Linked DNA regions of Homo sapiens: region 2 is linked to region 1. A link is a loop called in an ENCODE intact Hi-C map of the cell type or tissue named here. Cell type or tissue: gastrocnemius medialis. All regions are shown on one strand.

The links. A loop is a pair of places that touch in the nucleus more often than their neighbours do. Peaks named below come from ENCODE experiments on the same cell type or tissue, not always from the same donor. Only the 100,000 strongest peaks of a DNase experiment are listed, where the experiment ranks them.
Region 2: a loop joins it to region 1, with 3 times the contacts of the local background. A loop is called at or near these places in 11 of 110 quality-filtered maps.

What each region holds. Positions count from the first base shown.
Region 1 is chr7:66,678,853-66,686,852 of GRCh38, reverse strand. It overlaps a transcript of RABGEF1 not described here. Among named protein-coding and RNA genes, the nearest start is that of KCTD7, 54 kb to the right of the region's middle. RefSeq lists a silencer at 4,644-4,893 and an enhancer at 4,162-4,901. In gastrocnemius medialis, no CTCF peak of the experiment used is centred here; DNase peaks (open chromatin) are centred at 3,907 and 4,762; H3K4me3 peaks cover 2,175 bases; H3K27ac peaks cover 2,088 bases.
Region 2 is chr7:66,554,648-66,562,647 of GRCh38, reverse strand. It overlaps the pseudogene RABGEF1P1 and the pseudogene SAPCD2P3. Among named protein-coding and RNA genes, the nearest start is that of LINC03011, 65 kb to the right of the region's middle. RefSeq lists silencers at 3,242-3,474, 4,812-4,921 and enhancers at 3,501-4,316, 4,317-5,132. In gastrocnemius medialis, a CTCF peak has its summit at 4,914 (motif pointing left); DNase peaks (open chromatin) are centred at 4,041 and 4,878; H3K27ac peaks cover 617 bases.

The sequences.
Region 1 (8,000 bases):
AAGACTCCATCTCAAAAAAAAAAAGAAAAAGAAAAAAAAGTTCTACTATAAATAAAAATTAGACTTCCTATCCCACTGACAGTCACTTCATTGAAAACAGGAATTTCACAGGAAACTTGAAAACAGCACCAAAAACTATAATGTTTTCCTACAGCATTTTAGGAGCTTTATCCAACATCAAACAAATAAACATAAGTTAAATAGTATTAAATAGGATAGCTGTTGTTTCACATGTTTACGTATTATAACAACAGTCTAGATTATTTAAACTCACTTCAGCCATGTGAAATAACACACGTTTCTACAGTGCTCTATGATAAAAGTGTATATTTAATAAGATTTTCAAAATGTTCGGCCTGTACTATGAAACTTCTTTTTATGGAGACAGGGTATCACTCTGTCACGCAGGCTGTAGTGCAGTGGCTTGATCACAGCTCACTGCAGCCTGGAACTTCCGGACTCAAGCGATCCTCCCACTTTGGCCTCCGAAAGCACTGGTATTATAGGCATAAGCCACTGCACCAGCCTGAAACTTTTGGTTTTAGTGTGATCACTTTTTTTTTTTTTTTTTTGAGACAGAGTCTCACTTTGTTGCCCAGGATGGAGTGCAGTGGCACAATCTCGGCTCATTGCAACCTCCACCTACTGGGTTCAAGAGATTCTTGTGCCTCAGACTCCCGAGTAGCTGAGATCACAGGCACACACCACCATGCCTGGCTAAGTTTTCTGTATTTTAGTAGAGACGGGGTTTCGCAGTCTTGATCCAGGCTGGTCTCTAACTCCTGGCCTTAAGTGATCTGCCCACCTCAGCTTCCCAAAGTGTTGGGATTACAGGCGTGAGCCACCGCACCTGGCCTATAATGCGGTAACTTCACTGATGGGCTAAGAAGCCACTTGGTACCATTTCTATTCTGAGTCACAGGTGTTAGGTTTACACAGGTATTTCCTACATTTGAGGGATAGGTCATCTCTGCTAGAGATGTTTGCTCTGCAGCCAATAAAACCCCACGTGCCAGAAATTAAACTCACACAGTCAAGACTGAAATTCTATGTCTCTAGCCAGAGACTGACATAGGTAAACAGAATCTTAGTTGTATATGTAGACATCACAATGAGTAAGTACTGGTAACATTTTGTTCACTGAAAACCAGCAACAAAAATCAAAGAAATCAATGAATTTATTCTTATCAAATCAGTTAAATACTCATTAAACACTTGTGTGCCCAACTGGGGTTGAGAATGCAAAAACAGAAATGAGTGCAGAATTCCTGTTTACAAATTAGCTGGGTCAGACATCCTTACAGAAAGAAACAACCAGGAAATGAGTATACATTCACTTCAAGAATCTTTTCTTTTTTTTTGTAGAGATGCAGTCTTGCTATGTTGCCCAGGCTGGTCTCCAACTCCTAGCCTCAAGTGATTCTCCCACCTTGGCCTCCGAAAGTGCTGGGATTACAGGCGTGAGCCAACATGCCTGGCCTCACTTCAAACATCTAAAGAGCAGAGAAGATTAAAATACAAGACAGAAGTAATTAGCTGGGCATGGTGGCGAGTGCCTATATTCCCAGGTACTCAGAAGGCTGAGGCAGGCGAATCACTTGAACCCAGGAGGTGGAGGTTGTAGTGGCCAAGATCAAACCACTGCACTCTAGCCCAGCGACAGAGCAAGACTCCATCTCAAAAAAAAAAAAAAAAAAAAGCAAATAATCCAGCACTATACTGAAAACATTTGTCCTTATCAGCTATATAGCAGCCTGTACGTAAGAGCTACATAAAATTCCATTTTAAGGCCGGGTGCAGTGGCTCATGTTTGTAATCCCAACACTTTGGGAGTCCAAGGCTAGAGAATCACTTGAGGCCAGGGGTTGGAGACCACCCTGGGAAACATATAGGGATTCCATCTCTACAAAAAAATTTAGGCCAGATACAGTGGCTCACGCCTGTAATCCCAACACTTTGGAAGGCCGAAGCGGGCAGACCACGAGGTCAGGAGATCGAGACCATCCTGGCTAACATGGTGAAACCCCCGTCCCTACTAAAAATACAAAAAATTAGCCAGGCATGGTGGCGGGTGCCTGCAGTCCCAGCTACTCGGGAGACTGAAGCAGGAGAATGGCATGAACCCTGGAGGCGGAGCTTGCAGTGAGCCAAGATCAGGCCACTGCACTCCAGCCTGGCTGACAGAGTGAGACTCAGTATCAAAAACAAACAAACAAAAAATTTAGCCAATCAGGCTAAATTACTAGGTGGGAAGCCTGTGTTCCCAGCTACTTGGGAGGCTGAGACAAGAGAATCACTTAAGCCTGGGTGGTAGAGGTTGCAGTTAGCTGTGTTCCTGCCATTGCATTCCAACCTGGACGACAGATAGAGACCTTTTCTTGTTTTTGTTTTGTTTTGTTTTGTTTTGTTTGAGACGAAGTCTTGCACTGTTGCCCAGGCTGGAGTGCACTGGTGCAACCTCGGTTCAGACAACCTCCGCCTCCTGGGTTCAAGTAATTCTCCTGCCTCAGCCTCCTGAGTAGCTAGGATTACAGGTAGGCGCCATCATGCCCATCTAATTTTTGTGTTTTTAGTAGAGACGGGGTTTCACCATGTTGGTCAGGCTGGTCTTGAACTCCTGACCTCGTGATCCAACCGCCTCGGCCTCCCAAAGTGCTGGGATTACAGGCATAAGCCACCGCAGCTAGCCAGGGAGACCCATTTTAACCACATAAGGACCCAGCTAAAAACCCTTCCCTGGTTCTGTCACCATCAGATTAAAGCCTAAGCTCCTGTATCTCTGTCCTGTACTTTTTCTCTTTAATAACCACCCTCCAGGCTCGGGAGCCGATGCCTGTAATTTCAGCACATTGGGACACTTGAGGCGGGAGAATGGCTTGAGTCCAGGAATTCAAGACCAGCGTGGGCAACGCAGCAAGACAACATCTTTACAAAATCTTTAAAAATCAGCTGGGTGTGGCGGCACCCATTTGCAGTCTCAGCTACTCGGGAGGTTGAGGTGGGAGGTTCACTTGAGCCCAGGCAGTTGAGACTTCAGTGACTCGTGATCGTGTCACTGTACTCCAGCCTGGGTGACAAAGTGAGACCCTCTCTCTCAATAAATAAATAAATAAATAAATAAATAAGCACCTCCTTGTAGTTACTGGCCTCCCCTCCTTTGGTTCCCCCCTCTCCCTCACTCCACCCTGTTAGTCTGAATGTTACTCATTCTTCAAGACACATGCAGAAAGTATTCCCCGATCCCTTCCAGGCTCCACACCCAACAGCATGGCCTAAATGCCCGGCTCCTTCCTCGGTGCTCCATCTTAGCTCACACTCCTTACCACACTGTTCTGAAAGTATCTTGACTGTCCCTTCTCCTCAACTGGCTAACTTCTAGAGAGCAGAAACTGACTGATTGGAAAGGTCATTAAATATTCATATCCTGAACATTTCTTAATCTTGAGGATATGAATCAGTAACTCTTAAAAGCAAAATGTTATTTATCATTAAATGTTAACAATATAATCACATCTTCTTGCATCTCTGGCAAGTTTCCTGGTACAACAATTTTAAGGAACAGACTAACAGCAGTTAAAGCCGCGCAATGGCTCACGTCTCTAATCCCAGCACTCTGGGAGGCCGAGGCGGGAGGATCGCTTAAGGCCAGGAGTTTGACACCTGCCTGGGTAACATTGTGAGATCCCATCTCGAAAAAAATAATAAGGAAAAACAAAGCAGTTTTAGATTTAGAGAGGGGAAAGTAGCTCTCCAAGCCAAAAACCAACTCCCAAGGTGCTCCGGTAAACTCGTCCTGGGAAAATTTCCTATTTAATCTCAAAGGCAAAACGAGCCCACGGACGCCCACGACACATTTCCCAACCACAAGGATTGGTCACTCGCGCTGAGACACCGCCAGCTGCCTATGACCTAGCCTCCAAAGCGGCAGAGTCCTTCCCTCTCTCTCCCTAAACTGCCGTGATGGGCATCCCCCGGCTCTCCTCCCAGACGGTTCGGAAATAGGGACTTCTGCTCCTAACCCCGGCCCCGCAGCCTCGCCCTCAGCCACGGGGTGGAAGTCAGGACCATAGGCTTCAAATCCCCTCCCAACTCCGGGACGCTTCTGTCCCCCCAGGGCGACGCGGGATCAAATCCCGGCGCCCTGCCGCGGCCGGGGGCTGTGGTCTGGGTCCGAGCGTCCCATCCCGGCGCGTTCCGGGGAGGTCCTGGGATGGGTCCCGCGCGACCACAGATGTTGCTTCGGAGCCAGCATCCTGGACGGGGAAGTGGGAGCCGGACCGAGGGGAGCCGCCGGACAGGGAGGCGGCCAGGAAGTGATCCAGGTCAGGCCGTCGGGGCACGGCCGGGCGCTGGAGATGCCGGCAACGAGCACGTTGGACGGAGAGGCCGCGCACTGTGAGGATTAAGGGAACCGAGGGCGGCCTGAAACGGGGCAGGCGGCGCTGACGGGGCCAGAATATGGGAAGAAGGACAGCGGGAGGCACCGACGCGCAACTGTCCCGGCCGCGCGGACGTCACGGACCAACAGCCCCGCCACCCCCGGCCCAAGATGCCCCGCCGCGCAGCTCTTAGCCCCAGTCCGTCCACTCCGTACCTCGCCCGCGTGTCCGCTGGCGTCCGAGCCGCAGCTCGCCCGCGTCTGCGCCGTGGTCCAGGTCACCGCTCGCCCACGTCGCTCGGCAGGTCTGGGTTCCCCAGTCCGCTCCAGCCTCACACACACCCCCTGCTTGCCCCGCCCCCCCGGCACCGCCAGCGCACGCCCGTAACGCACGGCGCGCAAACATCACTTCCGGGGCCTTTGGCTGATGACGGGAGGAAGTGCGAGCGGGATCCAAAGGCTTACACAGAGTAGGGTGCCGCTCTGACGCCCAAGAGCAAATAGAAGAGGGTAGCCTCCGCGCTAAAGCTGGGGCGCTGGGGAGCCCCGGAGAAACCAACGTTTCCTAGTCTGTGGCTCAGTCCCTACTTCCGGCTCCCGATGCGCAGCAGCGGGAGGGCGACGCCGGCACCGCGGCGACTCCTGGAGCCGAGGCCACGGTGGAAGCGCGAATGGGAGGTGGAGCGGAGCCACTGCGCCGAGGGACGCTTCAGAAACTCTGTTTCAGTCCTTCGCGGATCCTAGGATGTGACAGGTGTTCGAGTTAAAGGGTCTTAAGCCAATCGTTTGATCCAAAAGCAGCTGAATCTTTAGGAGGCCCAGGCAGGAGGATCGCTTGAGGCCAGGAGTTCGAGACCACCCTGGGCCACAGAGGGAGAGCCCCCATCTCTACAAAAGAAATTTTACAAATCAGCCGGGCATGATGGCGGGCACCTGTGGTCCCAACTACTGGGGAGGCTGAGGTGGGAGGATCGCTTGATAGCCCAGGAAGTTGAGGGTGCAGAGATCCCTCCACTGAACTCCAGCCCGGGTGACAGAGCAGAGCGAGACCCTGTCTCAAAAAGAAAAAAAAAAAAAAAAAGCGTAACTGAGACCCAGAAGTGAAATAATTAACCAGTGTCACAAAGTATGAATGGTTGAGTCACAAATTGGATACTGTTTACTTTCTTTATGTGATTCCCATGTAAGGAATATTAAAAACAGTAGCTACATGCTGATTGCTCTGAGTCCTGGATGCCATCTATGGTGAAAGGTGCAGTCACAGAAAGAAAGAAAAGAAAATACAATGCTGTGGCTCTTAGATAGACCTGGGTTGGAATCCCAGCTTTGCTAATTGTCGCTGTGGTGTTCTTGGACAGGTTGCCCAATTTTTCAGTCTTCTTTTTTTCTTTTTTGAGACAGTCGCGCTCTGTCACCCAGAGTGGAGTGCAGTGGTGTGATCTCGGCTCACTGCAAACTCCGCCTCCTAGGTTCAAGCGATTCTCCCACCTCAGCCTCTCGAGTAGCCGGAATTATAGGCGCCCGCCACCATGCCCAGCTAATTTTTTCGTATTTTTAGTCGAGACGGGGTTTCACCATGTTGGCCAGGCTGGTTTGGAATCGTGACCTCAAGTGATCCGCCCGCCTTGGCCTTCCAAAGTGCTAGGATTACAGGTGTGAGCCTCCGCACCCGGCTAATTTTTGTATTTTTACTAGAGACAGGGTTTCATCATATTGGCCAGTCTAGTCTAGTACTCCTGACCTCAAATCATCCACCTGCCTTGGTCTCCCAAAATGCTGGGATTACAGGCGTGAGCCACCGCGCCCGGCCCTAATTTCTGTTCTTGCTCATTATTGGTAAAGTGGAGATTAATTGATTCGTTTCTCAAATTCTTCCTAGGTGCCTAATGTGTGCTAGGCTGAGGGTACAACAGAGTATAAAACAAAAGTATGGCTGGGTGCGGTGGCTCACGCCTGTAATCCCAGCACTTTGGGAGGCAGAGGCGGGCGGATCACCTGAGGTCAGTAGTTAGAGACCAGCAGAACCAACAGAGAGAAACCCTGTCTCTACTAAAAATACAAAATTAGCTGGGCGTGGTGGCACATGCCTGTAATCCCAGCTACTTGGGAGGTTGAGGCAGGAGAATCACTTGAACCCAGGAAACAGGTTGCAGTGAGCCGAGATCACGACATTGCACTCCAGCTTGGGCAACAAGAGCGAAACTCTGTCTCAAAAAAAAAAAATGAGAAAACAAACACAAAGTACCTGTGCTGAGGAGGTGGAGGAGCCAATAAACAATAAATTTAAAGTAGTACATTACATGGTGATAATTGCTATTACCAAAAGACAATAATATTTACTTTAAAGATCTTAACTGACTTGTGATCATAGAATCAGGCAACACACCATTCTCTAAACCATTCTGTGAAACAGAATGAGTGTTTCCTCTTTTTTTGAGATATGGTCTCACTGTTGCCCAGGCTGGAGCACAGTATTGCAATCTCAGCACACTCCTGCCTCCAACTCCCTGGCTAAAGTGATCCTTTTGCCTCAGCCTCCCCAGTAGCTGGGATGGTAGGTGTGTGCCACCACACTCAGCTAGTTTTTGGGGTAGAGCTAGTTTTTTTTGTAGAGACAAGGTTTTGCCATGTCGCCCTGGCTGGTCTCGAAGTCCTGGACTCAAGCAATCTGCCAACCCTGGCCTCCCAAAGTGCTGGGATTACAGGCATGAGTTTAGGCCCCTGGCCCCACAATGAGCGTTCAATAAGCTGAGCAGAAGAGGTTGGTTTTAAAGACAGAAAAGGCCTGAGGAAAGCAGTAACAAAAAGTGGGTATCATTTCAAAGTTTCCTTGTGAAGGTTAAGACAAAGAGGACTGGCTGGGTGTGGTGGCTCACACCTGTAATCCCAGCACTTTGGGAGGCCGAGGCGGGCTGATCACCTGAGGTCAGGAGTTTGAGACCAGCCTGGGCAACCCCACCTCTGGTGGTGAAACCCCACCTCTACTAAAAATACAAACATTAGCCAGGCGTGGTGGCCTATACCTGTAGTCCCAGCTACTCTGGAGGCCAAAGTGGTAGGATCACATGAGCCTGGGGGGTTGAGGCTGCAGTGAGCCGTGATCATGCCACTGCACTCCAGCCTGGGTGACAGAGCAAGACCCTGTCTCAAAAAGAAAAAAAAACTGCAACCAAGAAGCTTGCAGCTTTAAAATAGACAGGAGTGGCCTCGTGAGGTGACCTGAATAAAAGATGAGGGAGCCAGCTGTGCTCCTATGCAAATATCTGGGCAAGAATGTTCCAGGCACCGAACAGATAGAGGGAAGACCCTTCTGACACCGCTAACCTGTTTAGCAGTAGCAGAGTGAATGAGGGGATGTAGAAGAGGTCAAAAGGCAAAGCAAAAGCCAAACCAACGTCAATATGGGAGGGAACTAGCAAGAGCACGGATGCTGGAAAGTCTGACTTACTGGGACATTAATGGAAACATCTATCACACATGACTTTATGATTCCACTGCTAATTTTGATGTTGGTTATTGGTTTAGAGGAGGGATTCTTTATCATGCCACGTGAGTACTTTCTTGTTTAACTCAGGAATGAAAACGTGGTTACCATCTTTACCTGTAATTCTGTGAAAACACT
Region 2 (8,000 bases), 120 kb after region 1:
GGGCGTGGTGGCAGGTGCCTGTAATCCTAGCTACTCAGGAGACTGAGGCAGGAGAATCACTTGAACCGGGAGGCGGAGATTGCAGTTAGCCGAGATCCCACCATTGCACTCCAGCCTTGGCGACAGAACGAGACTGTCTCAAAAAAACAAACAAACAAACAAAATAAACCAAAAATTAGCTGGGTGTAGTGGTTCATGCCTGTAATCCCAGCTACTTGGGAGGCTGAGGCAGGATAATCGCTTGAACCTGGGAGGCAGAGGTTGCAGTGAGATCACTCACTGCGCTCCAGCCTGTGTGAGAGAGCAAGACTGTGTGTGGGGGTTGGGGAGTAGATTAGAACATGTATTTCAGCAGTGGAGAGGAGCTAAAATTGAACTATCGAAAAATTGTTTTGCTCTGGTACAGTGGCTGACACCTGTAATTCCAGCACTTTGGGAAGTCAGGGCAGAAGGATCACTTGAGCCCAGGAGTTTGACACCAGCCTGGGCAACACAGTGAGACCTTGTCTTATTATTTTTTTTTTTTAAAGAAAATTGAAAAGTTGGTTTTTGTTTCTGTTTTGTTTTGTTTGAGATGAAGTCTCACTCTGTTGTCCAGGCTGGAGTGCAGTGGCACCATCTCGGCTCACTGTAACCTCTGCCTCCCGGATTCAAGCAATTCTCCTGCCTCAGCCTCCCAAGTAGCCAGGACTACAGGTGCACACCACCACGCCCAGCTAATTTTTGTACTTTTATTAGAGATGGGGTTTCACCCTATTGGCCAGGCTGGTCTGAAACTCCTGACCTCAGGTGATCCATCTGCCTCAGCCTCCCAAAGTGCTGGGGTTACAGGCGTGAGCCACTGCACCCGGCCAAAAGAATTGTTTTTAATGACCGGGTAAAAGGCTTAATTGTATTAACTTTTTAAAAGTCTGTGCGATAAAAAATAAAACTCAGATAAAGTAGAAGGCAACAGTGGGAAGTCATGAATATAAATAAGGGCTTAATATAGTGAAATATCTAAACTTTATTAAAGGTAGTACCTAGGCTTTTTTTTTTTTTTTTTTTTGAGATAGAGTCTCACTCTGTTGCCCAGGCTGGTGCAATCTCGGCTCACTGCAACCTCTGCCTCCCGGGTTCAAGTGATTCTCCTGCCTCACCCTCCCAAGTAGCTTGGACTACAGGTGGTGCCACCACGCCCGGCTAATTTTTTGTATTTTGTTGTAGAGACGGGGTTTCACTGTATTAGCCCAGATGGTCTCAGTCTCCTGACCTTGTGATCCACCTGCCTTGGCCTCCCAAAGTGCTGGGATTATAGGCATGAGCCACCCCACCCAGCATACCTAGGCCTTTATAGATGAGGGATCAATTTTAGTTCAAATAAATGGCACGTATATGGGTAACTAGTTGATAGTAACAAGGGCTGCAGTCAAGGTAATCAAAAAGTGCCATGAGTGCTTAGCCATTTTCACTGAGGGAATGAGGTGACTGCCCCTGACCCCGAGTGTCCTGCCATCCTTTTAGAGTTAAGCCAGACAGTTAGGCTGCTGCAGGCTTCCACAGGATGTATTGGCCCTTGGCGTGTGATGTCATTGGCCTGTGGTAGATGGGGTCTGTGACAACCAGTCCTGGGGGTTTGTTCTCAGCCTTATTCATGCTCTTCTATCGTGACATCCTTATGAGAACCCTTGGGAGAAATTTTTGATTTTGGTGTCAGAATTTCACCTGAAGGATTGGTTTGCTTTCATCTTTTGAACCCTGAGTTATGTAACTGTTTTCATCTTAGTGATGATTGCTAAAAAGTTTAGTTAGAGACAGATAGATGTATGGGCTGACTCTTGACTAATTTAGACATCTTCCAGGAAAACATTTCTGTCTTGTCATCTGTGGCTCTGCCTGTGGGGTTTCTCCATGTTTCTTTTGTTTGTTTGTTTTTGTTTACTTATTAAATTATTATTATTTTTTGAGACAAAGTCTCTCTCTTGTCCCCCAGGCTGGAGTGCAATGGCGCGATCTCGGCTCACTGCAACCTCCACCTATTGGGTTCAAGTGATTCTCCTGCCTCAGCCTCCCAATAGCTGGGATTACAGGTACGTGCCACCATGCCTGGCTAATTTTTGTATTTTTAGTAGAGACAGAGTTTCACCATGTTGGCCAGGCTGGTCTACGAACTCCTGACCTCAGGTGATCTGCCTGCCTCAGCCTCCCAAAGTGCTGGGATTACAGGGTGAGCCACCGTGCCTGGCCTATTGTTTATAATTTTTAAAAAATTGTTTAATGCCTATCTATCTATATTTACTAGAGATGGGGTCTCACTATGTTGCCCAGGCTGGTCTCGAGTTCCTAGGCTCAATCGATATTCTCCCTCATCCTCCCAGAGCATTGGTATTACAGTTGTTATTCTTTTTATTTTCTAGTCTGTTATGCTGAATTGCATTTATCTTTTAAATAGACTTTAAATATTCTTTGGCAGAAAGTGAGGAATAAATACATATATTACACCTATAAAATCAGTAAAACGAAATGAAAATTATCAAGCCCAATGTTGTAAGGGCCATAGGGAAATAAGCGCGTACACGTGGTTAATGACAGTGTGCACCGAGTTTCTGAGGAGTGTGGCTAGCAATAGACACTTAGTGCTATAACATTGATTCTTTTTTGTTTTTTGTTTTTTTTTGTTTTTTGAGATAGAGTCTCGCTCTGTCACCCAGGCTGGAATGCAGTGGTGCGATCTCGGCACACCGCAAGCTCCACCTCCCAGGTTCACACCATTCTCCTGCCTCAGCCTCCGGAGTAGCTGGGACTACAGGCGCCCGCCACCACGCCTGGCTAATTTTTTGTGTTTTTAGTAGAGACGGGGTTTCACTGTGTTAGCCAGGATGGTCTCGATCTCCTGACCTCATGATCCACCCGCCTCAGCCTCCCAAAGTGCTGGGATTACAGTTGCGAGCCACCGCGCCCGACCTATTTATTCTTATTAAGCGGTTAATACCACTTTTGGAAATGTATCGCAGAGAAGTAACCCAAAAGAAGATAGTCCTTACAAAATTATTTATAGCTGCAGTGCACAACAGTGAAAAGAGGGGAAGCAACCCAAATGCACAGTGGTAGAGAGTCAAATAAGTCAGTTAATATAATGGAATGTTACAAAGCTACCAAAAAGGATTCAGTGGGTTAGATAAATAGAAATGTCCACAAAACATGTAAATTATCAAAACATGCATTAAATCTATTTAAGAATATGTAGATATAGCAAAAAGAATGAGCTGGTCATGGTGAGACTGCTAGGTGGGAAGGGGTCCTGGGAAAAACCCCAACCGGCCTGTACACTGGGGTGGAGCCCCCCGGAAAAACTCCAACCGGCCTGTGCACTGGGGTGGAGCTTCGGGAAGTGGCGCAGTCTTTTGTAGCAGGGAGGAGCCTGGCCCCTCTTCTTTCTGTGTAGAACCTGGGATTCTAGCTGCTGGCAGGAAGCACTGTAGCAGAGACTCTGGCCTTGTGAGAGTCCTTCTTTCCCCCTTTTCTTCCTTTTCACTCAATAAAACCCTGTCTTACTCACCATTCAAACCGTCTGCCAGCCCGGGGCAGACACTCTTCTGTCTCCTGCTTCCAGTCCTGTAAAGATGCCAGGATCTCCCAGGGCATGGCAGGCACCCTCAAAGGTAGACGTGATTGAGGCCCTAATGGGCTGTCTCCAGCCTGCTGACGGGGGTGGCGGCTTCTCCCGGGCTGCCGCTGGCCAACCCACTGCGCTGCAGTCCACCTGGTGCTGGGGCTGTGGTGCTAGGGCTGTGGGGCACAGTCCTTCAGGACCCACTCCCTTTCCTGCCCAGAAGATCCAGGCCTGGCGTCCTTATGTCCCCTGGAAAGCTCACTCCCATCCTCAGGGTAGGAGGGCAGTTGCACGCTGGGCTGGTTTGGGCGTGTCCTGGGACACCCCTGCAGGCCAGATGCAGCAGGGGATGTGGCTCTGAGGGGTTGCTGTGGGCAGGTTAGCGTGGAGCTGGGTTCTGGAAAGGAGTTGCCGTGCTGTCTGCCAGGACCCCTCCTCTGAGACAGGGTTGCCTTGTGGGACAGTGCCCCAAAGTGCCCTGGGCACGAGGGGTCCCTGCGCCCCCCACACACTGACCCCGCATTGGGGGGCCCTGCACCCCACACACTGATCCTGCATCGGGGGGCCCTGGACCATCCTTGATGTTGCCATGCCCCTAGCTCTGGTGGCACTGGGACCCTCCAGGATGGGCTGAGCAGGGGCCCCCTCCACCAGTGCAAACCCCAGCACCAGCGGGAGTGGGCCTAGGCAGGGGGTGCAGGGAGTGACACTCAAGGGGACCTGCCCCAGCCTCCTCTTGTACTCTGGGGGTTCTCGTTTTCCTTGGCTGAGGGAAGTGGCCTCTCCCCGCTGAAACCTGGGGTCAGGCTGAGTGTGGGAGGAAACGGGGGTGGGGAGTGAGCAGGACCCCAGACCTTGGGAATCCTGAGTTGGGGTGGGGGGGCAGGCTCTGCCTACGATGTGCCTGGGGGCCTGGGCTGAACCCCCTCCTGGGGAGCCAGGCTCACAGGTTGTTCTGTGGGACTCAACAGGGGACAGCGTCCTGGCCAGGGTGAGGAAGGCCATCACACCGGGGTCTGCGGGAGGCATATGCAGGCTAAGCTCTCACCTGCCTGGCCCCCCCCACCCCGCAATCTGCTGCAGCCATTCTCTCTGCCTTGGCCGGGACCCGAAGTCCGACCACCATTCCTGGGGCTCCCCTGCCAGGCGGGCACCCCCTGCTTAGAGGCCATCCCCACCCCCTCCATCTGCCCCTGTCCTAGTGACAGCCACCTGTCCTGGTGCCCTGGTTGAGGGGAGGAAGCTGTCCTTGCACCCCTGGTCTCGGGCGCAGCCTCAGCGCCGCATCAGAGCTGCCCGGCCCCCCTCTACTGGCCATTGTCGGAAGTGCAGCCCGGCGTGAGCATTGCCTTTCCCTGGAGATGGGACCCAGAGCAGCACCGCTGGAAACAGGGAGTCCCCCACTGTTCCTGACAGCGGCAGTAGCAATTGCGGACCATGCAGACTCAAGAGAGCCCCAGCCCATGTCAGCACCAGGAGCCAAAACCGAGTCAAGGGCTCGGTGCGGGGACCAGCTGGGGGCGGACCTGGGAAGCCTGGATGGCAAGTGGGGCAGGAAGGCGCCCACTCCGGGACTGCCTGGGCTGCAGGGGGTCTCCAGCCAGAGACGTTGGGTGAGACAGGGCGTCCGCCCTCGAAGGGCTGAGTGACAGAACTGCCCTGGGGTTCCGCCCAGCCCAAACGGGCTAGATGAAGGTGGAGTCCAGAGGCCTCCCCGTCCTGCTGGCTGAGGGCCTGGGCCTCAAACAGCTGCTTCATTATGAGCGCCGACTTCTGCTCCAGCTGCATGACGCGCCCACTCTTCTCGGTCACCTCCTGGGTGAGGCGTCGGTTCTGCTCCTTCAGCATAAGGATAGTCTGCTGCTGCCACCCCGGGAAGGAGGTGAACGTCAGGGCAGGGCAGAGGGGCCCGGAGGAGGACGTAGGTAGGGCCCGGCTGGCACCGGCCGCAGCCAGCAACTCCCCCACGCACCGGGCCACCTCCTGTACCTTAGGCAGTAGCCGCCCCAGTGGGTGGGGGCTCCCCGCAGGCCCAAAGTCGGCGCTGGCTCTGCTCTGGCCCAGGCGGCACTGGCGGTCCTGCACTGGTTGCAGCCGCTGCTGGTACCAGTCGCGACCCCGCCATCATCTCCAAACCCTGCAGCAGCACCACCTTCTCCTGCTCCAGCTCCTTCATCTGCTTCAGCAGGCCGCAGTCCACGCCGCTGGTGATGGTGAGCCTCCGACTTCCCTTCGGGCACGGGGGGCCAGTCGGACATCCCGAGTCCACCTCCAGGGCCCTGCAGGCCAATGAACCTGCGTCCGCGCTTGCGCTCTGGGTCCGCTCTGGCTCCGCGGGCAGGACGCCGCCTCGGCGGGGGGTGTACAGCTGCTCCGGGCTGCGGGCCGCGCCGCGCCGCCTGAACCTGGGCGGGGGCTTCTCCAGGACTGTCTGTGGCTCGTTGGCCAGCGTAAACGCCAGGCGCTGCAGCGGCTGGTCCCCAGGCTGGGCCGGGGCGCACGTGGGGTCCCGGGGGCAGCCGATGGCGCTCAGCAGCTAGGTGGGCAGGTCGGCCACAAAGCGCTCGAAGGTCAGGCAGCCACTGGCCGAGGCCACCTGGCGCAGGCCCTCCAGCATCCCACGGGGCAGCTCCCGCGTGTCGGCCCCCCGCCAGCGGGACTGGCTCTGGCGCAGGTGCACGCAGCCGCCCCGCGGGTCGTCCAGGATGTCCAACAGGGTGCGCAGGCTCTGCAGGAAGGCGCACGGCAGCCCCTCCGTGCTGGGCGCGGGCGCGGGCGCGAGGGGGAGGCACGTGGCCCCGCTCAGCCATGGCAGCCCCAGCCATGGGCGCCCGGGCTCGGTCCCAGCGTCCACCCGCGTCCGTCCCCGTGCGGCCCCACGGCGGGGCCAGCCCAGCCCACAGCAGTCTCAACCTCTCGGGCTCAAGCCATTTTTCTGCCTCAGCTTTTCGAGTAGTTGGGACTACAGCCACGCACCCCTACGTGGGCTAATTTTTGTATTCTCGCATCCAGTACAAAGATGCTTTTTGTAGTAGCCACATTTCTAAAAAGCGGTATGCAAATTGAGATTGTCGAAAACATTCTAAAATGTAACAGAGGCACAGAAGCAATAAAAAGATTCTTTTATCAGACAACTTCTTCCTTCTCCGTGGAGCTCAGAGGCAGCTTACGTTGTGATTAGAAATGTGGGCTTGGCCAGGCGTAGTGGCTTACACCTGTAATCCCAGCACTTTGGGAGGCCAAGGCGGGCAGATCACCTGAGGTCAAGAGTTCAAGACCAGCCTGGCCAACATGGTGAAACACTGTCTGTACTAAAAATACAAAAATTAACTGGGCGTGGTGGTAGGCGCCTGTAATCTCAGCTACTTGAAAGGCTGAGGCAGGAGAATCGCTTGAACCTAGGAGGCAGAAGTTGCAGTGAGCAGAGATCAGGCCACTGCACTCCAGCCTGAACAACAAAGAGTGAAACTCCATCTCCAAAAAAAAAAAAAAAAAAAAGACTGTGGGCTTTACAGTCAGATAGACATGGTTTCAAATTCCCACCCTGCTACCTGCTGTCTGTATGATCTTGGGCAAATCATTTAACTTCTCTGAACTTCAGCCCCCTCATCACTAAAATGGATAATATTAATAAGAGTATCCATTGTGGCTGGGCGTGGTGGCTCACGCCTGTAATCCCAACACTTTGGGAGGCTGCCTGAGGCAGGCGGATCACCTGAGGTCGGGAGTTTGAGACCAGCTGGCCCAACATGGAGAAACCCCAACTCTACTAAAAATACAAAATTAGCTGGGCATGGTGGCACATGCCTGTAATCCTAGCTACTCGGGAGACTGAGGCAGGAGAATCACTTGAACCTGGTGGGTGGAGGTTGCGGTGAGCCAAGATTGCACCATTGCACTCCAGCCTGGGCAAAAACAACGAAACTCCATCTCAAAAAAAAAAAAAGAAAAGAAAAAAAGAAAAAATAAGAGTATCTATTGCATAATCTTAGGATTAGAGAAATGTGCTTGTAGGGTACACTGTGTAGTACTTGGCTTATGGGTCTGTTTTCCGTGAGTATGAGATCATATTTACTAAGTTATTATACACTAAGTTAACTGCTGGAAAGGGGGTTAGTGAGGATTCCTTCATAACTTTAGAGATGAAACATGATTTTCCTATTGCTTCTTTTTTGTGATTCTTTTCTCATGGGAAATACTGTCTTTTCTGCTTTGTAGATATTGAAATGGATTCCAGGCGTGTGCCTCGAGACAAGCTGGCCTGCATCACCAAGTGCAGCAAGCACATCTTCGATGCCATCAAGATCACCTAGAACGAGCTGGCGTCAGCAGATGACTTCCTCCCCACCCTCATCTACATTGTTTTGAAGGGCAACCCCCATGCCTTCAGTCTAATATCCAGTATATC